Regions from separate parts of the Homo sapiens genome. Here region 1 is linked to region 2. Evidence: read pairs that join two places in POLR2A ChIA-PET (ENCODE). Cell type or tissue: OCI-LY7. All regions are shown on one strand. Each heading gives the region's core, and the rest is flanking DNA. Links, peaks and the distances in the headings are about the cores only.

Region 1 (12,653 bases), core at 2,258-10,257, 94 kb before region 2:
ACAAAATTGTTCTTTTCAGAAAACCATGCTGTCAATGACAACGCTGTGTGCAGCATTTGAGTCACTGATGGGAAGCTTCAGTGTCAGCTTTCACTCAGGGTTTATCTATGAATACACTGATCTAAACCTTATTTTAAAAGGTCAAATGTAAAGAAAAACCATCAACAATATTCAGTTAAGTCCAAACGTATTTACAATCAGGGGCAGATATTGACCCCTTCCTCTTGTCATCTAGACAGAGTTGTAGGTAAACATTTGCATATTAAAAATAAATTTTATTTTATTAATGACGTTTTAAATTTCTCCCTCCTAGTTAGCACTTTAGAACTGATTTCTTTCTTTTTCTCATTAACAAGTTTATTTTGGCATCATTATTCTAACATCTATTGTACCAGGATAAAACTATATCAAAGTATAACTGTACTGAGTGATATTTTTACTATGAAGAATAAAACATAATATAAAGGCAGTTTCCTGTGCGGGCAAACTCATTTTGAAGTTATTTTAATGAATGACATACTCTTACATCCTCCTAATTTGCAAATGAAACAAGTAACTTATTTCTTTCTTATTTATTTATTTTGAGACAGGGTCTCATTCTGTTGCCCGGGCTAGAGTGCAGTGGTGCAATCTCGGCTCACTGCAGCCTCAACCTCCCGGGCTCAAGTGATCATCCCACCTCAGTCTCCCATGTAACTGGAAGCACAGATGTGTGCCACCATGCCTGGCTAATTTTTGTATATTTTATAGACATGGGGTTTCACCATGTTGCCCAGGCTATTCTCAAACTCCTGGGATCAAGTGATCCACCCACCTCAGCCTCCCAAAGTGCTGAGATTACAGGTGTGAGCCAACACGCCTGGCTGATTTCTTTTTTAAAGTACGTGAATGACTAGGTTATTTTATCTTTGGAAATTTTTTCTGGATAGTTAAGAAGGCGTTATTCAGTGTTCACTTTTTTAAAGAAATGGAGTGTTGCTATGTTGCCCACGCTGATCTTGAACTCCTGAGTTCAAGGGATCCTCCTACCTCAGTCTCCTGAGTAGCTGGGATTACAGAGGCACATTTTCCACATTTTTAAAGTAAAGAGGGCATGTGTTCAATAGGGTCAAGAACCACAGAGGGACACAATGCTTCAAGACAAACATGGGGCCGAGCACGGTGGCTCACATCTGTAATCCCAGCATTTTGGGAGGCTGAGGCCGGGGATCACTTGAGGCCAGGAGCTCAAGACTAGCCTGGCCAACATGGTGAAGCCCTGTCTCTACTGAAAATGCAAAAATTAGCCAGGTGGAGTGGCGGGTGCCTGTAGTCCCAGCTACTTGGGAGTCTGAGGCAGGAGAATTGCTTGAACCTGGGAGGTGGAGGTTGCAGTGAGCCAAGAACTTGCCACTGCACTCCAGCCTGAGGGACAGAGTGAGACTCTATCTCAAAACAAAACAAAACAAAACAAAAAAGACAAACATGGCACATATTCCTGGAGTGTTAATTACCCTTAGAGATTGGAAAAAAAATTAAGAGTAAACAAATACTATTTTTATATCACAATCAATGCCAAATATGAGAGGGTAAAATGCAAATTTCACGTGCATTTTCAACCTGCTCTGTGAGGTCTGGTCAGGCCTCTTTCTGCAATACCCTTCCCAGAGCTCCAAGGGTGAGTTCACCTTCCTGTCCCCCAGGGAACACTTCAGGGGGCAAGTATGAAACATACTGATTTTTTGCTTTAAGATATTAAACTGAATTAAAGGAGATGAGTGAGGAAATTTGGAAGCCTACCAAATGATTTCGAGTCTTTTAGAAAATGACTTTATGTGGCAGAGAGAATATTTTAAATAATTTTGCATCACCTCACAAGAAAGTTATTTTTTTCATTTCAGTCTTCATTTTTATGATTATGTCAAAGAGTCCGTGAGGTGCCAGTCTGTCTTTAACACCTATTTATCTATTTGTATTTATTTATTTTTTTTTTGAAATAGAGTCTCGCTCAGTCACCCAGGCTGGAGTGCAGTGGCACGATCTCAGCTCACTGCAACCTCCGCCTCCTGGGTTCAAGCGATTCTCCTGCCTCAGCCTCTGAGTAGCTGGTATTACAGGTTTGCACCACCATGGCCAGCTAATTTTTGTACTTTTGGTAGAGTAAGTGTTTTGCCATGTTGACCAGGGTTTCGCCATGTTGCCCAGGCTGGTCTCGAACTCCTGGACTCAAACAATCCACCCACCTCAGCCTCCTAAAGTGCTAGGATTACAGGCATGAGCCACCACACCCAGCCAACACATTTTAAAAAATAGCTACTCTCCTCTCTATTTAACACAGAAGGCACTGGGACAACCACAACCACTAAGAATTTAATAACATTGCTTTGTTTGTGTTGCATTTATTTTTGCAGTCACTTCCTACTTAAGGCAATTGTTATTGATCTTCCAATTAAGACTGTATAGTTTCACTTTCCAAAAATATATTACAATTTTTTTATTAGCCCCATGTTACAAGTGATCGATTTTTAAAAAGCAATTTGATATAAAGAAAGTTATTCAGGTCCGGGCAAGGTGGCTCATGCCTGTAATCCCAGCACTTTGAGAGCTCGAGGCAAAAGGATCACTTGAGGCTGGGAGTTTGAGACCAATCTGGGCAACATAGCGAGACCCTTGGTCTACAAAAATTAAATCAAAAAAAAGAAAGAAAGAAGAAAGATATTAAGTACATAAGATAATAGGTGGCACAGGATTTACTAAAGTCTAGGAAGTGATGATAATAATAAAGCAACATTTTTGCACTCCTAAATCCATGACTGTAACATCGGTACTGGCCATACAGACATTTAATCCCTTTCTTTTGGCTTAAGCTAACTTAATAGGGACTTTCTTCCTTGGAATCCAAGGAGTCTTGAATCAAACAGAAGACTTAATTGGCATCAGCGGGAGAAAAGAAGGCACCGAGACAAGTGCATGGGAGTTAACCCTCCTTCAAGGTCTGCTGGGAGCCGTATTATCTGTCCTGTTTGATCACAACAGGTTGCAGCTGGCTCTGCATTTGTCTGTTGATGCCAGGGCTTTCCAGCTGCCCCAAAATGAGGGCTCAGCAACCCTGTGTAAGGCCTGTCATGGATATTACAAAAGCAGGGGGTACTGCCAGCAAGCCCCACCCAATAGCTTGTTTGGGACTCCGCAGACATGTCTCACGGGCCTTTGGGCTTTTCATTAACTATGACTGTCATTCCGTCTAATATCTGTTCTGCCCTCTATAGATTGATAGCTCCTTCCTTCCTTCTTTCCTCCTTCCCTCTCTCCCTTCTTTTTACATTTATTGAGCATCCCCTTTATATAAGGCTCCAGGGTAGATGCATAGACATTATGCATTCATTAATTTGCTCATTCAATAAGCATGTATTGAGCACCTGCTGTATACCAGACACTGACATATTTTCTTCACCCATTCATTCATTTATTCAATAAACACATGTTGAACACATGCTGTGTAGCCAGCATTAAAGATACTGATATATATTATTCATCCATTCATGCATAAAATATGCATATATTGAACACCTGCTGTTTGCTAGGCCCTGGGCTACCGTAAGGAACATGACAGCCAGAGTCTCTGACTTCATGGAACTTTCATTTGCATTTCATTAACCACTGTCACAACATTACACTGGGTCCTCACAGCAGCCCTGTGAACAAAGGTTGTTATTTTCATGTCTACTTTACAAATTAGCATAGCAAGGGCCCAAGTAGTTGAGCAATTTGCTGAAGATCCGTAAGTGGTGCCAAAGTTGGAGCCAGAACTTCCAACCTTGAATGAGCCACTCCCTTCCTCTAGAGCCTTTGATGGCTCCCTGTGACCTCTGACAGAAAACATAAATGCACAATGCACATGTAACACAGCAAGGATGGGGGCCTGGTGGAATTACAGGGAACTTTCCCTGTCGTGTCAGCCTCTGTTCAACTCTAGCCAAAAGATACCATGACAAAATGTGGGTTCCAGGCCTCCAGATTACCTGATTTTCCAAAAAACACATAACTTTATTTTTATGCAAGATGTCATTTTTGAAATGGAGGCAACTGATTCAAAATCCTATAAAACATTGTGCAGGATAAATAAAACACATCGGGGGCCATATTTGGCCTATGGGTTACCAGTTTGCAACTTGTAGCCTAGAAAGCCTGGTGCTCGTGGGCCAAATGTGGCCTGTGGTATTCTCTAACACGTTCAACCGAAGGACAGTATTTACAGGTCGAGGAGGCCCAAGGATCATCAGAGGGAGTCCGAGCGCCTGCCAGGCACCTTCACTTCCTTCTTAAAGATAAGATAGACCTAATAGCTTTTGAACTAGATAGTGACCGCTCCATACCATATTCTAAGTGTATTATACACTTTTTCCCTCTCTCCCTTCCTTCCTTCCTTCTTTCCTTCTTTCCTCCCTCCCTCCATTCCCTCCCCCCACTTCCCTCCCTCCCTTCCTTCCTTTCCTTTCCTTCTTTAGAGATGACATCTTGCTCTGTCACCCAGGCTGGAGTGCAGTGGCTCAGTCACAGCTCACTGCATCCTTGAATTCCTGGGCTCAAGCGATCCTCTCACTTCAGCCCCCAAGTAGCCTGGACCACAGTCACATGCCATCATGCCTGGCTACATTTTCTTATTTAATCCCCCCATTAAAGTGCCTATTATGGAGTCTATTTTGCAGATGGGGAAACTGAAGCTCAGAGAGGTGAAGCATCTTGCCCAAGCTCACCTCAGTCAACAGGGGTGCACTGTGATATAAACCTGGATGCGTTTATCTCCATGTCTTCAAGACCACACACCTACAGTTTCCTTCACGTTTCCATGGCTGCCACAAACTCCCAGGTGGTAGAAACTTCTGTAGGAACCAAAGTGGCTCACTGAGTCCTAACCCCGTATGTGAATGCCCCACAATATCATGCGGTGAACGCCCCGGCAGGAATCTTATAGCTGGGCCAGGGCAGATCAAGGAGGTTCTCGGTGGTTGCCAAGGCTTGCCAGCTGCCTGGCTTGCACAGTGTTCCTGGGGGAATTTTGGGGAAGCTTTATAATTAGAGTCTGATCTGTCCTTCCTGAGGTTGGGCCAGAATTCCATGCTGGGGAGGAGGAAGCTCTGCAATCTGGGGACACTTTCTCTTTCCCTCTGGTCAGGCCGGTTTCATGTTGGGTATGGAATTTATCAAGCTGTTTGGAAGAACTGGCGGGACACCATATGGGCAGCCTTCCTGGGCTTCATCTATTTGGGATGAATGAATGTTCAACTAATCAACTAAATTCTGAGGGATAATTCAGTTATGTCTCCCAGCGGCCAAGGTCAGGGTTAAGGATGTGGACCCTGGAGCCAGGTGTGCCTGTATTTCAATGCTGGCATTGCCATTTACGGACACCACAAGCTTGGCAGTGGTATAATAATAGACATTTATGTCATTTTCTCTGTGCCAAGAGTTTTATGTACAAGGGCCATTTACTCCTCATAACAGCACCATGGGAGAGACTATTATTATCCCACCTACAGATGAGAAAACTGAGACACAGAGAAGTTGAATAGCTTGTCTTTAATTAGAGGAGCTGGGATTTGAACCCAAGCAGTCTGGCCTCAAAACCCATGCTTTTCACAATGACACTGCATTATTTCACTTGTCCAAATGAGCTTCTTAGGTAAATATTGAAATGAGGGCTGAGGCCAGGCATGGTGGCTCACACCTATAATCCCAGCACTTTGGGAGGCCGATGTGGGCAGATCACGAGGTCAGGAGATCGAGACCATCCTGGCTAACACGGTGAAACCCCGTCTCTACTAAAATTATAAAAATTAGCCTGGCCTGGTGGCACGTGCCTGTAGTCCCAGCTACTTGGGAGGCTGAAGCAGGAGAATCGCTTGAACCTGGGAGGCAGAGCTTGCAGTGAGCCAAGATCTCACCACTGCACTCCAGCCTGGGTGACAAAGCGCGACTTTGTCTCAATTAAAAAAAAAGGAAAAAAAGAAAGAAAGAAAGAAATGAGGGCTGAGCAGGCCCAGGAGATGAAGAAAGAACATGAAGAGCGGATGCCACATCACTGCAACTTGGCGATATTGTTTGCACATGTTTTCTAGAGCCTGGTTTCTCAACCTCAGCACCGCCAACATCTTGGACTGGGTCATTCTTTGTGGTGGGGGCTGTCCCATGCACTGTGGGCTATGAAGCAGAATCCTTGGCCCCTATGCACTGGATGCCAGTAGCACACCCCTCCCCCAACGTGTGACAATCAAAAATGTCTCTAGACATTGCCAAGTGCCCCTAGCCCTGAACTGAGAACTACTATTTTGGAAGGTGCCAAAATATGGTTACAACCTTCAAGATTCAGTAAATGGCATTTCTGAAAACCCCTCTGTAAATCTCTTTAAAATCTCCTCTGAGGCCCTTCACAAACATGAAGATGTCTATATGGGAACGCCAAGTGAATTACTGCCCCTAGTGGCAGAGTAAATATACTCTTCCAAGGGAAGTTGGGATCCTACATGAATGACCATTGTGCATTGTGGACTTTCCAGGTCAACAAAGAACACTCATCAGGCAGTTGCTGCTCTGGAGAGGATAAGGCAGTTGCTGCTCTAGAGAGGATAAGAAAGTAGCAGAGAGTGGAAACAAGGAGGTCTGGTTCTCATCCACCACAGCTCAGTCACTCAAGAAGTATTTATTGAGTGTGCACTCTCAACCAGGGAGGTCAGGCTCTGGGGCCAACTCAGTGAACAAAACAAATGCAGCCCCTTTCCTCACGGAGTTTACTAAATTCCCTCCACACTCTTCAGTCTTGTGCCTGTGGCAGACAACACTAGTCAATCACAGCACTATCCCACTGAGCCTTCTGACTCCTCAAATCCATGTTTCTGGCATCCTCTAATAAATGATTAGAACAGACACAGAGACAAAACCCACCTGCCCTTTCATTTTGGGGATTCAATGAATGGTAGCTATGAATATCTGTGTTTTCTAATTCAGCCTCCTCTGATATAAATAAGGAAATTTCAGCCCTAGATGGGGAGTGGCTTGCTTTAGCCATGCAGTGTCAGATTCAAGCCCAAAGTTAAGGTATTTTTACTCATTTTCTGTTATATTCCTCACTGCCTTATGATTCAGCAATTGGATAGCAGAATTTGGGGTTCAGCAAATTTCCTCATTATGGATTCCTGAAGTGTGTGTGTGTGTGTGTGTGCATGTTTGTCTTTTGTGTGTGTGTGTGTGTGTGTGTTTGTGCATGTTTGTCTCAGGAACAAATAAATGAATTTTTTTTTCCAGACAGAGTCTCGCTCTGTTGCCCAGGCTGGAGTGTAGTGGCATGATCTCGGCTCACTGCAGCCTCCCCATCCTGGGTTCAAGCAATTCTCCTGCCTCAGCCTCCTGAGTACCTGGCACTACAGGTGCATGCCACTGGGCCTGGCTAAGTTTTGTAGTTTTTGTAGAGATGGGGTTTCGCCATGTTGCCTAGGCTGGTCTCTAACTCCTGAGCTCAGGTGATCTGTCCTCCCAAAGTGCTGGGATTACAGGCATGAGCCACCACTCCTGGCCTCCTTTGATTATTTTAAAGGCTTAAAGATTAACATTGGATTCAGCCTCAGACAGCCACAGCTTTACAGTTCTTTTAACGGCTGCTCAGCTCCATCAAAACAAAAATGACTCTGTTTTATTTTCAGAGGTGTTTTTTCTTCTCTCCTTCCTTCCCTCCTCCTTCCCTCCCTCCTTTCTTCCTTTTTTCTTCCTTCTCCCCCTTCCTCACTCTCTCTCCCTACCTCCTTCCTTTCTTCCTCCCCCCTCCCTTCCTACCTCGCTCTCTTTCTCCTTTCTTCTTTCCCCCTTTCCTTTTCTTTCTTTTTTTTTTTTCTGAGACAAATTTTCACTCTTGTTGCCCAGGCTGGAGTGCAATGGCACGATCTCGGCTCCTGAGTAGCTTACAGGCATGCGCCACCATGCCTGGCTAATTTTGTATTTTCAGTAGAGATGGGGTTTCACCATGTTGGTCAGGCTGGTCTCGAACTTCTGACCTCAGGTCATCCTCCCACCTCGGCCTCCCAAAGTGCTGGGATTACAGGCATGAGCCACCGCGTTCATGCCCTCTTTAGTTCCTTCCTTTTTTTCTTCCTTCCCTCCCTCTGTCCCTTCTCCCTCCCTCCCTTCTTCTTTACTTCCCTCCTCCTTTTTTTTCCTTCCTTCCTTCCTTCCTCTCTCCTGTCCTTAAACTCTTGTTCATTCTTCCAAACAGAAAATCACCATGCCATCACTCATATGCTCCAGAAACAGGAAGTGGGTGGGAGAGCAGATGGGGGCAGAATCTAAGGAGCTGCCACTGAAGACCAGAGTAATTCCTTCTTGGGTTAACAGGGGGGTAATAACCAGCTTTTACTTCCTTTGGGAGCCCCAGAGAGGCCTTTCCAACTGCCATCTCCAGCCCCATCACCGGCCAAGACCCCGAGGCCCATCATGGCTGCATTTAGTTTCCAGCCTGCTGCCTCTGGAGTTACATTCTTGGCAATTATATTGATCACCATTTCTTGGCAGTTATATTGATCACCATCTTCCAGGTGTCTGCTGGCCCAAGTTTCCTGCGCAATAGCAGTGAGAGGGGATGCAGCTGGAGTCTGCATCCTCTATGGCATTGCTGGAACGTTCATTCATTCATTGAGCCATCACCTGCTTCTGGAGCACCTACTGATTCAAGCCACAGGCATCATAGTGAAGACAGAGCTCTAGACTTAGAATGAGCAAGACCTGATTCTGTGATGAGCAAACCATGTGGTCCTGGGTAAGTTGCCCACTCTCCGTGCCTCAGTTTCCTCTTCTATCAAGTTAGAGTGATAATAGCACCTACTTCAATGGTTATTAAGGGGATTGGATGAGCTAACGCATGAACCATACTTTGCATCATGCCTGCTATACAACGCGCTATTTTATTTTCAGCCCATGATTTGCTAGTTGTAGTGGAGATTGCCTGTTACCTACCCAGCATCCAGATCTCACTTCTTCCTTCCTAACAGAATTCTAGGTTTGTTGAGGTAGCCCATTCCCAGCTCCAGTAGTAGGTTATTCTTAGTCTAAGCCAATCGTTTTCAAAGTATGGTCCCAAGCATTGACATTGCATGGGGTCTTGTCAGAAATGCTACACTCGGAATTTCAGTTTACATGTGTCCTGTGCCTAGCATGTGCCTGGCATTGTACAAAGAGATTCACACAGTGGCTCACATCTGTAATCCCAGCACTTTGGGAGGCTGAGGTGGGAGGACTGCTTGAGGCCAGGAGTTTGAGACCAGCCTGGGCAACATAGTGAGACCCTGTCTGTCTACAAAAAATAAAAAAACAATTAGCTGGGCATGGTGGCACAAGTCTTGTCCCAGCTACTTGGGAGGCTCAGGTGGGAGGATTGCTTGAGCCCAGAAGGTCAAGGCTGCAGTTAGCTATGATTGCACCTTTGCACTCCAGCCTGGGCAACAGAGCAAGACCTTGTCTCAAAAAAACAAAAGAAACAGTGATTTACACCTCAATTAACCCTAATTCATCTCTATTAACCCTCCAATACAGGTTCTGTTATTTTCTTCTTTATACGTATTAGGAAATTGATAATCAAAGAGGTCAATTTGGCTGAGCACAGTGGCTCATGCCTGTAATCTCAGCACTTTGGGAGGCCATGGCCGGTGGATCACTTGAGGTCAGGAGTTTGAGACCAGCCTGGCCAACATGGTGAAACCCTGTCTGTACTAAAAATACAAAAATTAGCCAGGCTTGGTGGCAGGTGCCTGTAATCCCAGCTACTTGGGTGGCTGAGGCAGGAGAATCACTTGAACCCAGGAGGCCGAGGTTGCAGTGAGCCAAGATCGTGCGATTGCACTCCAGCCTGGGCGACAGAGCAAGACTCCGTCTCAAAAAAAAAAAAAAAAAAAAATGTCAGTTTGCTTGCCCAAGATCACACAGCCAGTAGTGGCAAAATTGACACTGAACCTGGGTCCACCTGATTTCAAGGCCCTGAGCTGTAAGTTCCCTCTTCCTTCTTGTTTGCAAATCCATTTCATATCATGTCTGAGCTCTCCCAAAAGCTGGCTCTAAGATAAGGATCCTAGTAAAGATAGTTTATTTGAGCAGTGATTCCAGTAGGGGAGTGGAGAAGTGAGACAGGGAAGGGAAGGAAGGTAATTCAGGGTGTCTTCATGAACAGGCTCCCACAGCAGACACTGGAGCTCAGTCCTGCTGGGATTGAGAAATGGCTTTCTGGGTGCAGTGGCTCATGTCTGTAATCCCAGCGCTGTGGGAAGGCCAAGGCAGGAGGATCGCTTGAGGCCAGGAATTTGAGACCAGCCTGGGCAATATGGTGAAATCCCATTTCTACAAAAAATACAAAAATGAGCTGGGTGTATTGGCGCATGCTTGTAGTCCCAGCTGCTTGGAGGGCTAAGGTGGGAGGATTGCTTGAGCCTGGGAGGTTGAGGCTACTGTGAGCTGAGACTGTGCCACTGCACTCCAGGAAGACCCTGTCTCAAACAAAAAGAAAAACAAAAAACCCAAAATTTGAGAAATGGCTCTCTTTAGGGCAAGAGAATCAATGGCTTTATCTAGTATCCCTTGACTGCCCCAGCCAGGGGTAATGAGGAAATGGTTCTGGTCCAGGGGATATGAATAGGCATTGATTGTCTAGATTCTGAAATGTATATGCGTGGGCCCCACTAGGAATCTGTGCTTTGAAGAGAGTCCACAGCAGCCTTACAGCAATGTCTTCTCACTGTACTTCAACATCATCCTTATTAGGCCTCCCAACTGCTAATGCAGAACGGGTTTGCTACTTGTCCAGACCATCACCAAGACAACCCAGAGGACATGCGTTTAGAAGAGTAAGTTTGCCTTACTGTTTTCCTGCCGTACTGGTCTGAGATATTTCCCCAGAGCGTGGAGCTGGACATCATGCCTACAAAGACCACCTGTGGGGGGAAAGACAGTTGTCATTAGACAGAGGATGTGGATCATTGCACAGAAAGGGAACAACAAACGGAAGTGGTGACGTCACCCTCTAGGTAACAGCAATGATCTAACATTCACTGAGAGCCTGCCAAGGGGCAAACACTAAGTGCTTCCCGCAAGCTTCCCAACAATCCCATGGGGAGGGTGCTATTATTATTCCCATTTTACAGATGAGGGAACTGAGACTCAGAGAGAGAGGCAATTGCAGGACCAGCGTCACAGAGGCGTTAAGTGGCGCAGCCTGCGCTGGTATCAGGCATTCTGGCTCCAGAACTAGCTTTTGACAAGTTTCACACCATCCCAAAGAAACACTTGCCCTGCTGCTGAGAAAATACCAAGGGCTGCAAGGTAGAGGTTGGCATACAGGAGGCTGGCATGGGAGCTGTAAACTACTAGTAAGAGAAACCACTCATTGTGTGGGAGGCCAAGTCATTGTTACATTGTTAATCCTTGGAGTAACAGCTGGTGAGATTTGAATGATCCTACTCATATGACAGAATGGGGAGCTGAGGCTCAGATAGATTAGAAACCTGCTCCGCCTCCCTGAAAGGAGAGAGTAGAGGCAAGTCTTAAGCCCAAGCAGGCTGACTGGCACCTCATCACCATGCTCTTCCCTCTCCAAGTGCCAGACACCATGCTGAAGCCTTTATGCACACATCTTACTGCATCCTCACAGTAGCCCTACTTGGTGGGTGCTTATATTCTCCCCATTTCACAGATAAGGCAACTGAGGGCCAGAGAGGGGAGGGCACAGATTCAGTTTGGTCTGACCCAAAAAGCATTTCTTGTGGCATGTCCGAGGGCAGGGAGTGGGGATGGTACACAGAAGCGTTCCAAGGGAGAAGCAGACAGTTTATGTATGTATAATTTATTTATTTGTTTGTTTGTTTGTTTAGACAGGATCTTGCTCTGTCACCCAGGCTGGAGTGCAGTGGTATGGTCATGGTTCACTGCAGCCTCAGCCTCCTGGGCTCAAGTGATCCTCTCACCTCAGCCTCCTGAGTAGGGGAGACTACAGGTGTGCACCACCATGCCTAGCTAATTTTATTTATTTATTTATTTAGTAGAGACAGGATCTCACTTCGTTGTCCAGGTTGGTCTCTAACTCCTTGCTTCAAGGGATCCTTCCACATCAGCCTCCCACAGTGCTGGGATTACAGGCATGAGCCACTACACCTGGCCCGAATGGATCATTTTAAGGGAATTCATTTCCAAGTTTTCAACTTCCCTACAGATTCTTTCTCAAGAACGAGTTAGGAGTCTTCTTCTCCATTTCCTGCCTGACTCCCTCTTTCTCAGCCACACCTCTCTAGGCCAGTCTGACCAAGGCATTGCTTTTCAATGTAAACCCTTCAGGGTGCCTCAGAAGGGGCACTGATGATGCACTTACAGATGACTTTTGCAAGTCATCTGGTTTCCAATACCTTTATTATTACTTTCAACAGAATTGAAAAACAGTCTAATCAAGCTGTCAGCAAGTTAGGTCATGGAACATAATTTTTCAGAAATGAAAGCTGTGTGCTCTTTGGCACACGCAATTTGGAGAGCGTTTTTAAAAATCAAGTGGCATTAGTTTATTGAGTTCTAACAAAACTCCTTCAGTTCCTCAAAACTTTTTTTTATGTGAACAAAGCTTTTCATATATATAGTCATTCAGGAAAAGTGACAAA
Region 2 (12,653 bases), core at 1,587-9,586:
ATTTTAAATCCTAATGTCTAAACATCCTGATTTTCAAGATGTAATCCTATGACTATATGTTACTTTAACTTGCAATTAGGTATTTGGTGGGTTATTTTGACAAAATGTTATTCTGTCTATATCTGTATATTTGCCTTTTGTGTTTGTGTGAGGGAAGACAGTAAACTTGTTTTCTTTTTTAGATATAAAGTCATGAAGAACTGGGGAGTTATAGGTGGAATTGCTGCTGCTCTTGCAGCAGGAATATATGTTATTTGGGGTCCCATTACAGAAAGAAAGAAGCGTAGAAAAGGTAAGAATGAGAACACTGCATCATGGTCTGTAGACTTGACCCAGATCCCTGTTATCTGAAAACAGTACAAAGAAGGTGGGGAGGTTGGTCATATTTGTTCTCTGTATCTTTAAAATTAGGATTTCAGGTTTTCAAACAGTACTTTTACCGTTAGTCATTATTTTATACCATGTAGTAAAAAGATTTCTATTTCAGCCCCTCTCCAGACTGGAGTTGGAGGCATGCTTTGTAATGAAAAATGTCAAGCGGCATAATTGTCTAAGAAGTGTTCTCATTAGTACGGCAATTGTAGTTTTCAGTGGTACAGACTGACCAATTACATCATACATTTGTGTTCTCTCAGACTAGCTTGCTAGTAACTGGTAAAAATTTCAAGTTAGTGCCTTCATTACTAAAAAATTATTTTCTTTTTTTTTTTAATGCTCCCTTTTGAAAGTGTGGCTCTATGTAACATTGATTAAAATTCAGCAAAGAAAGAAAGAAGAATGTGGTGAAATTTGATCATTGTTAAATCTGGGGACAGTTATAATTGAGGTTTATTTTACATTCTCCCTCCTTTTTTTGTGTCTTTGAGAACTTTGATAATAAAAAGTTTTTTTAAAAGATTGCTAGCAGAAGAGAGAAGTATATTAGATTTCATTGATCTCTGCAGAAAGACTGATCAGAATTGGTATAGTGGTGTCTTTCCCAGTGATTGTTAAGATAAGAACAGAATCATTGTCCTGGGGAAGTAACAACAGAACAATTGTTTTCTTCTGTTCTGAGAAACATTGCTTTCTGATTAAAGAAGAAAGAGAGCATGTAGGGGAGAATGAGGAAGAGAAAAAGACAGGAGATGGTTACTAAGTGTTTTTGTACATTTAGGAAGAACCAAGCTGTGCTGGATACCATGATAGGTTTCAAAAATAACACACAAAGGGGACCTGTCCTTCTGTGCTTACAGTCTGCGGAGCAGTACTAGAACCAAGCCTTGGCACAGATAGAAGGCCTGGCCCCAGATCTCTGTGGATAAGGATCTTCTTGGATCGGGATTCCAAATTTAAGGCCACAGCGCAGGAACTCTGGGTCCCACATGGGAGAGAAATTGATCAAATGTGATATACTGTTCTCTTCTTCCCCCTGCTTTTTTTTTAGGGCTTGTGCCTGGCCTTGTTAATTTAGGGAACACCTGCTTCATGAACTCCCTGCTACAAGGCCTGTCTGCCTGTCCTGCTTTCATCAGGTGGCTGGAAGAGTTCACCTCCCAGTACTCCAGGGATCAGAAGGAGCCCCCCTCACACCAGTATTTATCCTTAACACTCTTGCACCTTCTGAAAGGTATCTAGATGGGAATTTCAAGGGAATTATGTACCTTTTCAAAGAAGTCCAGATGACAGAGACTCTTATAACAAAGAGTTAATACCTTATTGTAGGAAAAGATCATACAGATCATTATGAATAAACAACACCAAGAGCCCAATAGATACAAACAAGTATTTTTTAAAAATCAAAGATGGAGGCCGGGTGCAGTGGCTCATGCCTGTAATCCCAGTACTTTAGGAGGCCAAGGCAGGTGGATCACGAGGTCAGGAGTTCGAAACCAGCCTGACCAACATGGAGAAACTCCATCTCTACTAAAAACACAAAAAATATTATCTGGGCATGGTGGCACATGCCTGTAATCCCAGCTACTCAGGAGGCTGAGGCAGAAGAATCGCTTGAACCCGGGAGGCGGAGGTTGCGGTGAGCTGAGATCGCACCATTGCAGTCCAGCCTGAGCAACAAGAGCGAAACTCCGTCTCAAAAAAAAAAAAAAATCAAAGATGGAACCATTTATTTTTTAAATTGTCAAGTTAATAACAGCTTTTTAAGGAAGGAAAGAAATCCACTGCCACATAAACAGTTTCATCGTAAGAAGTATTCTGGTTTCAAAAACATTAAAGTAAAAAAAAAATGTCCGTTAGCCTAGAAAATAAGGTAATTCACAAAAGAAGTAATACAAATTGCTAACAAACTCAAATGTTCGACTCGACCATCATCAAAGAAGTATAAACAAAATAAAAATGCTGTTTTTTGCCTGTCAGCAAAGATTAAAAAACAAATTTGCAGCCCTGTCCAGCTGTTGGACAATACATCCATACACCGCTGAGAGGGGTGTAACTTAGTGCCACTTTTCTGGAAAGCAGTTTGGAACTACACAATAATAGCTTGCGAAATACTCAGTACTGTTTGACCCAGTAATTCCATGTCTGGGAGTCCGCCTTATGAAAATGGTTAGAAACGTAGATTGTGACTTAACTAGCCTGAAAAATGGAGTCTAAAAGCAAACAAGTTTAGGAATGGCTGAATGGTAGCCCCCAACTTGGAGAGTCACAATATACACTGGCTTGGTAAAGGTTTTAAGAAATAACCTACCCAACTTTTTTTTGTTTTTGTTTTTTGAGACAGAGTCTCACCTTTTTTTCCCAGCCTGGAGTGCAGTGGTACAATCTCAGCTCACTGCAACCTTCACCTCTCAGGTTCAAGTGATTCTTGTGCCTCAGCCTCCTGAGTAGCTGGGATGACAGGTCTGTGCCACCACACCCAGCTAATTTTTTGCATTTTTAGTTGAGACAGGGTCTTACTATGTTGGCCAGGCTAGTCTCAAACTCCTGGCCTCAAGTGGTATGCCTGCCTCAGCCTCCCAAAGTGCTGGAATTACAGGCATGAGCCACTACGCCTGGCCCCAACTTCATTTTTATTTTTATTTTATTTTATTTTTGAGACAGAGTCTTGTTCTGTTGCCCAGGCTGGAGTGCAGTAGCACGATCTCAGCTCACTGCAACCTCCGCCTCCCGGGTTCAAGCGATTCTTCTGCTTCAGCCTCCCTAGTATCTGGGATTACAGCTGCATGCCACCACGCCCGGCTAATGTTTGTATTTTTAGTAGAGACAGTGTTCGCCATGTTAGCCAGACATGTCTCGAACTCCTGACCTCAACTGATCTGCCTGCCTCAGCTCAAAGTGCTGGGATTACAGGCGTGAGCCACTGCACCTAGCCCAACTTCATTTTTAAACCAACTTTTTGACTGTAGAACTGTTTTTTTTCTTCATAAAATCTGCTGACATTCCATGGGTATTATACAGAGTGCAATGTATGCACAAAGATCTCCAACACCTAATTATAATGGCAAAAGGAAAGAATGTAGATATCAAACAGAATCATTAAGCAATCACCTGTGGCCATACTACCCTGAACTTACCTGATCTCATCAGACCTCGGAAGCTAAGCCGGGTAGTGGTTGGCTAGCACTTAGATGGGAAAATGATAAAGTAATCGATGGCATACAGCCATTAAGAATCACTTTTATGAAATTTTTTTTTAATTTGGGTGAGGGCATAGGCTGTAATATTAAATTTAAAGAGCAGCGTACAAAATATAATTTGACTTCATCAAGGTAGGAACTTCCACAGATAAAGACTGGACTGAAAAATGCTGAAATGTTAGCAGTGGCCATTTTGGTATTGTGCAGTCATTGGTAATTTTAAAATCATTTTTGGAAAAAAACTATACTTCAACTTTTAACAATAAGCATATATTGCTCTCACTGTAAGGAGAAAATTGGATTTAAAAAACATTCAGCTAAATCGTGCTTCACTGAGGTATTTTCCCATGTGAGCTCTGCTTGACACAGAAATCTTTATGAAGCAAGTGTACTTTTCTGTGGAAGAGGTGACTTGGGAATAATTTCTTTTACTATCCTGTTTTTTTAGCCCATTCCTGGTTTAGAAAAAAAAAATGTGCAACTCGCTGCCAGCGTTCATCTAATTTTACGTAAACATGCTCTTTGAGGCCGAAGCAAATCTGACTGATTTTAAATGCGAAAATAGAAAAACTGTTCTTGGAGTTCTTTCCTTTTTTTTTGAGATGAGTCTCGTCTTGTCACTCAGGCTGGAATGCAGTGGCGGGATCTCGGCTCACTGCAACCTCTGCCTCCCAGGTTCAAGCAATTCTCCTGCCTCAGCCTCCCGAGTAGCTGGGATTACAGGCATGCCCCACCACGCCTGGCTAGTTTTTGTATTTTTAGTAGAGACAGGGTTTCACCAGGCTGCTCTCGAACTCCTGACCTCAAGTGGTGCACCTGCCTTGGCCTCCCAAAGTGTTGGGATTACAGGCGTGAGCTACCATGCTTGGCCTTTTTAATTTTTTTAAAAAAATAGAGATGGGGTCTTGCTATGTTGACCAGGCTGGTCTCAAATTCCTGACCTCAAGTGATCCTCCCATCTTGGTCTCCCAAAGTGCTGGGATTACAGAGGTGAGCCACTGCACCCAGCCATGTTCATGGGAGTTATTTCTAAATAGAACTTGTCTCTAATCCTAATGTAACAGAAATGTATATGATGTTACATTAGGATTAAAGACAGGAGTATTCTTGGGGCAAATGGGAAATGGGTTAAAAACACCACTCCAAAGATTTTGTGAAAGCTGAAATGTCCACATGAGTTATCCTAACCCTGACCTCAGCACTGCCCTTATCCTTCACATGGGACCCAGTGCTGGGAGCCAGAGCCATCCTTGGGCTGCTGTCCCAGGATGTCTGCTCATTTCTCTGCTTCTGCTTTCCAATGTCTCTAACTTTGGTTTAAAAAAAAAAAAAAAAATTTTTTTTTTTTTTTAGACAGGGTTCTTCTGTCTGTCGCCCAGGCTGGAGTGCAGTGGCACAACCTCAGCTCACTGCAGCATCTGCCTCCCAGGCCCAAAACAATCCTCCATTTCCATTTCCCAGGTAGCTGGGACTACAGGCACATGCCACCAGGCCTGGCTAATTTTTTGTATTTTGAGTAGAGACAGGGTTTTGACTTGTTGCCCAGGCTGGTCTCGAACTCCTAAGCTCAAGCAATCTGCCTGCCTTGGCCTCCCAGAGTGCTGGGATTGCGGACATGAGCCACCATGCCTGGCCTATAAATAATTTTTTAATTATACAAGTAATGCATGAATCAGTTCTCTTTGTAAAAGATTAAAGCATTACAGAGAAGGCCAAAGTCCCCTTTATCAATACTCAACCCTGCTCCCCTCCACCTTTCCCAAAAGGAAGCTATAGGTGAATCCTTCCAGACCCTTTTCTGTGCATTTGAATACATTTCTATGCATCCATAGAAATTATATATTGTAGGTTTTTTTGTTTTCTGTTTTGTTTTTGTTTTGTTTTTTGGAGACAGGGTCTCACCCAAGCTGAAGTGCAGTGGTGCAGTCTCGGCTCACTGCACCTCAGCCTCCTGTGCTCAAGCTATCCTCCCACCCCAGCTTCCCAAGTAGCTGGGACTACAGGTGCGTGCTGCCACACCTGGCTAATTTTTGTATTTTTAGTAGAGATGGGGTTTCACACTGTTGCCTAGGCTGGTCTTGAACTCCTGGGCTCAGGTGATCCACCCGCCTCAGCCTCCCGTAGTGCTGGGATTACAGGCATGAACCACCACACCTGGCCTGTATATTGTTTTGTTCTGTTGGTGATTTACATGGCCAAATATAATACATTAGAGAAGCGTCCATTTTAGTACATGTAGCTCTACCTCCTTCACTTTTTTTTTTTTTTTTTTTTTTTTGAGACGGAGTCTCGCTCTGTCGCCCAGGCTGGAGTGCGGTGGCATGATCTCGGCTCACTGCAAGCTCCACCTCCTGGGTTCAAGCTAGTCTCCTGCCTCAGCCCCCCGAGTAGCTGGGATTATAGGCGCCATGCCTGGCTAATATTTTTGTATTTTTAGTAGAGACGGGGTTTCACCGTGTTAGCCAGGATGGTCTCAATCTCCTGACCTCGTGATCCGCCCGCCTTGGCCTCCCAAAGTGCTGGGATTACAGGCTTGAGCCACCGCGCCCAGCCTTTTTTTTCTTTTTTGAGTGTATTGGTCTTATAGTTTGTCTTCTGTGAATTGCTAGTTTATATCCTTTGCCTACTTTTTAAATTGTGGCAAAATATCCATAACATAAAATTTACCATTTTCAGCATATAGTTGAGTAGATTAAGTACAGCCACACTGTTGTGCAGCAGTCACGGCCATCCCTCTCTAGAACTCTTCATCATCCCGTACTGAAACTGTACCCATGAAACAGTAACTCCCACTCTCCCCTCCCCCTAGCCCTTGGTAACCACTGCCCTACTTTCTCTCTCTTTGAATTTGACTCAGACCTCATTAAGTCATGAGTTTCCTCATATTTATAAGATGTACCTCATTAAGCGGACTCATATAATATTCACCCTTTTGTAACTGGCTTATTTCACTTAATGTCTTCAGGGTTCATCCATGTTATACCATGTATCAGAATTTCATTCATTTTTAAGGCTGAATAATATTCTTTCTATTTTTTTTTTTAAGACAAAGTCTCATTCTGTCACCCAGGCTGGAGCGCAGTGGTGCGATCTTAGCTCACTGCCACTTCCGCCTTCCAGATTCAAGTGATTCTCCTGCCTCAGCCTTCCGAGTAGCTGGGATGACAGGCGTGCACCACCACACCTGGCTAATTTTTTGTATTTTTAGTAGAGACGGGGTTTTACCACATTGGCCAGGCTAATCTTGAACTCCTGACTTCAAGTGATCTGCCCACCTCAGCCTCCCAAAGTTCTGGGATTACAGGCGTGAGCCACCACGCCAGGCCTAGGCTGAATAATATTCTGTTGCATGTATATGCAGCATTTTGTTTGTCCCTCTGTCAGTCAGTGGACATTTGGCTTATTTTCATTCTTTGGCTATCATGAATAATGTTGCTGTGAACATTAGTGTCCAAATTCCCTGCTTTCAGTTATTTTCTGTAAACACTCAGAAGTAGAATTGCTGGATCAAATGGTAATTCTGTTTAATTTTTTGAGGAGCTGCTGTGCTGTTTTCCACAGATGGTGCACGATTTTATAATTCCACCAGCAATACATAAAAGTTCCAGTTTCTCCTCACCAACAGATATTATTTTCTGTTTTTATTGATAGTAGCCATCCTAATGGTATGGTAATTGCTTTAATTTGCATTTCCCTAATGATAAGTTATATTGAGCATCTTTTCATTTGCTTATTGGCCATTTTGTCTATCTTTTTGGGAGAAATGTCTGTTCAAGTCCTTTGCCCATTTTTGAATTGGGTTTCTTTTTTTTTTTTTTTTTTGAGAAGTCAGTCTGTTGCCAGGCTGGATTGCAGTGGCGCCATCTCAGCTCACTGCGACCTCCGCCTCCTGAGTTCTAAGCGATTCTCCTGCCTCAGCCTCCTGAGTAGCTGGGACTACAGGTGCATGCCACCACACCCAGCTAATTTTTGTATTTTTAGTAGAGACAGGGTTTCACCATGTTGGCCAGGATGGTCTCGATCTCTTGACCTTGTGATCTGCCTGTGTCAGGCCCCCAAAGTGCTGGGATTACAGGCATGAGCCACCACGCTCAGCATTGTTTGGTTTTTTGTTGTTGAGTTTTAGAAGTTCTGAGTTCATATATTCTGGGTATTAATCCCTTATCAGATGTGATTTGCAAACCTTGGTCACTTTTATTTTCTTCTTTGGGACAGAGTCTTGTTCTGTTGCCCAGACTGGAGTGCAGTGATGCAATCTCAGCTCACTGCAATCTCTGCCTCCAGGGTTCAAGTGATCCTCCTGCCACAGCTTCCCAAGTATTTAGGACAACAGGTGTGCACCCATCACCCCCGGCTAATTTTTGGGTGTTTGCTGTTGCTGTTTTTAATAGAGTTGATGGTTCACCATGTTGGCCAGGCTGGTCTTGAACTCCTGACCTGAAGTGATTAACCACCTCGGCCTCCCAGAGTGCTGGGATTACAGGCGTAGACCACTGCACCTGGCCTCATTCACTTTTACAGCTGCATAGTTTCCATAATGTCAAGACACCCCAGTTTATTCAGGCATTTGCTTCCAGCTCCTTGTCAAGATAAGCAGGCTACAGTGAACATCCTTATACATATCCCTTTATGCACCTAAGCATGCATTTCTCTAGGAAAAAAATTGCTGGATTGAGAAAGTAAAATTGCTGGATTGTACAATATGAAAATGTTAGTAGATATTGCCAAATTGCCCCATAGTATTTTAGACAAAGTTGGGTTAAAGGAGGCATTAAAATTTTCCTTTGGGGGGTAGTTGGTGGGGGGAGCTAACAGAAGGGCTGCCCGAGGGGTATGGGAGAAAGATGTGGTTCATTTCCCAACCCTGCTCCCTTTGTCCTGGGAGGGAAAGGGCTAGCCCCAGGGTATATACACACTGATGCAGAAGCCTGGACTTTATTATTATTTTTTTAAGTGAAAGCAAGTTTATTAAGAAAGTAAAGGAATAAAAGAATGGCTACTTCATAGGCAGAGCAGCCCAGAAGTCTGGGCTTTAAAGGAATCTTTCAAGCCCATTGACGGCAAGTCAGAAAGAAGAAACAGGCTGGCCTACTGTATCTTGGGAGTCACTGAACTTCCAGAAACTGCACTGAGAGGCAGGCTTCTGTATTTTTTTCTCTCACACTCTAGCAGTACTGGTCTAGTGTAACATGCTGGGAAGGAGGGTGGCCAAGATCAGGAGTCTGCACCTGATGGCTCATGGGCCAAATCCAGCCCACCACCTGTTTTTGTCAATAAAGTTTTATTGGAACACAGTCATGTCCATTTGTTTAGGTACTGCCTATGTCAGCCTCAAATAATCAAAGAGTTCGAGATCCAGCTAAAAGGGTTTATTGAAGCACAAAGTGTGAAGGCGGCTGTCTGGGGACACACAAATCCCAGGAAATGGTGATCAGTGCTCCCAGTGTGGGGAAAAGTGGGGATCATTTATATGACAAAAACGGAGGTACTGAACAGAATTATAACATTTTCCATACAATGGCTAACATACAGATGTAAGATTTGATTGGCTACTATGGATTACACTCTTAGGGGGTTGCCTACCATTCTGTTGTAAAGAGGTAATAATCACAAGGATCTCTATCTCCAGTCCATTCAGCCTAGGTTTGAGGGAAGAACAGGGAGTCTGGTTAACGTGTAACATCTCAACACAAAGGTCAGGAAGCAGTGGCCATGCGCCAGAGAAGAAAAGCAGCTGTGTTACATGACTGTTTCCAGCACTTTTTCCCTTGGCATAATGCATTTAGAAGGTCCTGAAATGTTATTTTCTTTTTACATCTATGGCTGCTTTTGTGCTGCAGTGGCAGAGTTGAGTAGTTGCAACAGAGACCATGTGGTCCACAAAGCCTAAGATGTGGCCAGGCACAGGGGCTCACACCTGTAATCCCAGCACGTTGGGAGGCCAAGGTGGGCAGATCACTTCACCCCAGAAATTCAAGACCAGCCTGGGCAACATGGTGAAACTCTGTCACTACAAAAAATACAAAAATTAGCTGAGCACAAGGACATGTGCCTGTAGTCCCAGCTGCTCAGGAGGCCAAGATGGGAGGATTGCTTGGGCCCAGGAGGTCAAGGCTGCAGTGAGCCAAGATCATGCCACTGCACCCTAGCCTGACAGAATGAGACCCTGTCTCAAAAAAAAAAAAAAAAAAAGCAAGCCTAAGATGTTTATTTTCTGGACTTTTACAGAAAAAGTGCCAATCCTTGGTCTAGAAGTAATTATAATATAAATAAGCCCATCAAACTTTTATTAGGCCTGATTCTACCTGTGATTGAAAAGTAAACCACTCGGGTGGGTGCAGTGGCTTGCACCTGTAATCCCAGCACTTTGAGAGGTTGAGGTGGGCGATCATGAGGTTAGGAGTTCGAGACCAGCGTGGCCAACATGGGGGAACCCCCATCTCTACTAAAAATACAAAAATTAGTCGGGCATGGTAGCGCATGCCTTGTAATCCCAGCTACTCGGGAGGCTGAGGCAGGAGAATCGCTTGAACCCAGGAGGCGGAGGTTGCAGTGAGCTGAGATCACGCCATTGCACTCCACCCTGGGCGACAGAGCACGACTCTGTTTCAAAAAAAAAGAAAAGTACACTACTCAAAAGACCCTTTAGGCTGCTGCATATAGCTTGATGCTTTGCCTTGAAAATCAGAAACTCAAATACAAACAAATACAAGCAAAGGCCTTGGGAAACAGCCCTGTGGAGAGGAGTGTAGCACCAAATATGGGGTTGGACTGGATGAATGTTAAAGGGCCCTCCCAACCTGAAAGTTGTGAGTTAAAATCATTTTGCTCAATAAGAACCTTGCAACAAATTTATATTGATGATGATAGTTTGAAGATACAGGAATCGGTTACTTCATTTAAATGCTGCAGCCTCATGAAAAATTACATTCATTCAGTAAACATAAATGCCTAATAGAGTACTAAGCATTGGGTAAAGCTACAAAGAATGATGAAAAATACCTAATTCTAAGGTTAATCCTACAGTCCTTAATTTTTTTTTTTTTTTTTTTTTTTTGAGATGGAGCGTCACTCTGTCACCCAGGCTGGAGTGCAGTGGCACGATGTCTGCTCACTGCAAGCTCCGCCTCCCGGGTTCATGCCATTCTCCTGCCTCAGCCTCCCGAGTACCTGGGACTACAGGCACCCACCACCACGCCCGGCTAATTTTTTTTTTTTATTTTTAGTGGAGACGGAGTTTCACCATGTTAGCCAGGATGATCTGGATCTCCTGACCTTGTAATCTGCCCACTTCGGCCTCCCAAAATTCTGGGATTACAGGCATGAGCCACCACACCCAGCCTGCGGTCTTTAATTTTTAATTAACTTTGATATGTTATACTGTGCAAGTTTTCTGGTTAGTTGTTATGCTGATGAATTTAATAATTGTCTTACCTTTTTTGTTTCCAGCCTTGTCCTGCCAAGAAGTTACTGATGATGAGGTCTTAGATGCAAGCTGCTTGTTGGATGTCTTAAGAATGTACAGATGGCAGATCTCATCATTTGAAGAACAGGTGAGTACAACATTTGAACAGGTTTAGCTTGGAGAATCCTTTCCCCTAGTGACTTGGGGCCTGACCTTAAAATTGCCTGGCCCCAGTGTACATTTCTGTGACATTTTAGACAACTTTAGTGTTCTGGGACCAGAGTACCAACTTTGTTCCTGCTCTCATGATCAGAGGGGAGATACAGCTGTTTTTCACTCAGTGGATGGAAGGTTAGCAGGATGGGACATAAACACACAGTTGCCAAAGAGCAAAATCTTTTTAGTTCTTGAGTGACTTGGCACTCCAATAAGTGATAGGGACACCTGGGTTCTTTAGAAAGAGGCAGGTGACTTTACCTTGGAGGCCCAGAGGTTTAGGTAAGATTTTTCTGGACCACACCCTCATTTTTTAAAAAATCAATCTTCGGAGCTTTGCTTAAAGTAGCCCGAAACCTCAAGCAGATGTCATATGCAATTTCAAGGCCGTATTCAGTCACTCCCACCTCCCTTTTCCACAACTACAGCTTTGCTGCCTTTTTTGGAACTTGGCCACCCTCCTCCCCGCCAGACCGCTGTTACCAACAGCAAGTCTGAAGCAGAGGCCAAGAGAATGAAGTTCTAGAGATGAAAAAATCTAGCCCCCAGTGACATACAGGTGCATCCTCCACAGCCACACTTCCAAGATGGCCTTGTCCAGCTTCGTGTAGGCGTTGTCTGCCGCCACTATCCAGAGAAATGGGAGGCGGCATCTTGGACCTCCCAAAACTGTGGGGCCGACGTGAGGGGCATCGAGAGACTTTTGGAAAGGGAGCTGGGGAGGCTTTCTAGCACCCCTTATTTTTAAAGGTGTTCTCTTGTTTTTGCTTTATTCTGAAGCCACAGGTCACTTTTTAGACATGGTGGTGGTATCTATACTTTCTTAAAATGTATCTCAGTTAATCCAATTGTATGTTGCAACGTTTTTCTATTTAGAAAATACTTTTAAAATCCTCCTCTGGTAACTGGAATTATTTATCTACATTTTACATTTCCCTAAACTGAGAGAATAACTTGGAGATTTAGTCACCAAGGACATCAGATAACTTTTTTAAGGTCCGACTTCTCCATCAAGGACTCACTTAGGTCCCAGTCACTCCTTGGAAGTATTTCCAACATCTTCAGCCCACAGCAGTCACTGAGCCCACATCGTGCTGTAGTCTGCAGGAAAAAGAGGTGAACACGTCTGTCCGGTGGCCTTTTTCTCTTTGAAGGTACCCAGAGCGTCTAGCATGGGCCTTGCCCACATCTTTATTATCAGCGATCCAGTCAATCAGGAGCAGATTTTCCCTGATTGTCAACCCATTTTCTTTGTCTAAAGCTAGAGCTTCAGAGGATGCATTGGGCCAAAGGCTTGCTTTGTGCAAATTACCTGATTTTATTATCACAATAACCATGTAAGGAATTACTGTTGTCCCCATTTTACAGATGGAAAAACACTGAGGCTCAGAGAAGTGGAATGATTTGCCCAGAATCATGCAGCTATTTAAGGGGCAGAGCCAGGATTTAAGACAGTC

The links. Peaks named below come from ENCODE experiments on the same cell type or tissue, not always from the same donor. Only the 100,000 strongest peaks of a DNase experiment are listed, where the experiment ranks them.
Region 1: POLR2A ChIA-PET joins it to region 2 with 16 read pairs; 3 of 35 experiments call an interaction of 5 or more read pairs at or near these places.

Annotation. Positions count from the first base shown.
Region 1 is chr12:108,961,534-108,974,186 of GRCh38, forward strand. SVOP (SV2 related protein) reads right to left here. Exons shown (of 16, transcript NM_018711.5): 5 at 10,872-10,943. Among named protein-coding and RNA genes, the nearest start is that of SVOP, 53 kb to the right of the region's middle. In OCI-LY7, for the core only: CTCF peaks have their summits at 6,464 and 6,676; a DNase peak (open chromatin) is centred at 6,468.
Region 2 is chr12:109,056,500-109,069,152 of GRCh38, forward strand. USP30 (ubiquitin specific peptidase 30) reads left to right here. Exons shown (of 13, transcript NM_032663.5): 2 at 183-292; 3 at 1,427-1,609; 4 at 11,025-11,128. It also overlaps the pseudogene RNA5SP372. Among named protein-coding and RNA genes, the nearest start is that of USP30-AS1, 8.9 kb to the left of the region's middle. In OCI-LY7, for the core only: no CTCF peak of the experiment used is centred there; DNase peaks (open chromatin) are centred at 5,732 and 6,372; H3K4me3 peaks cover 2,242 bases; H3K27ac peaks cover 7,711 bases.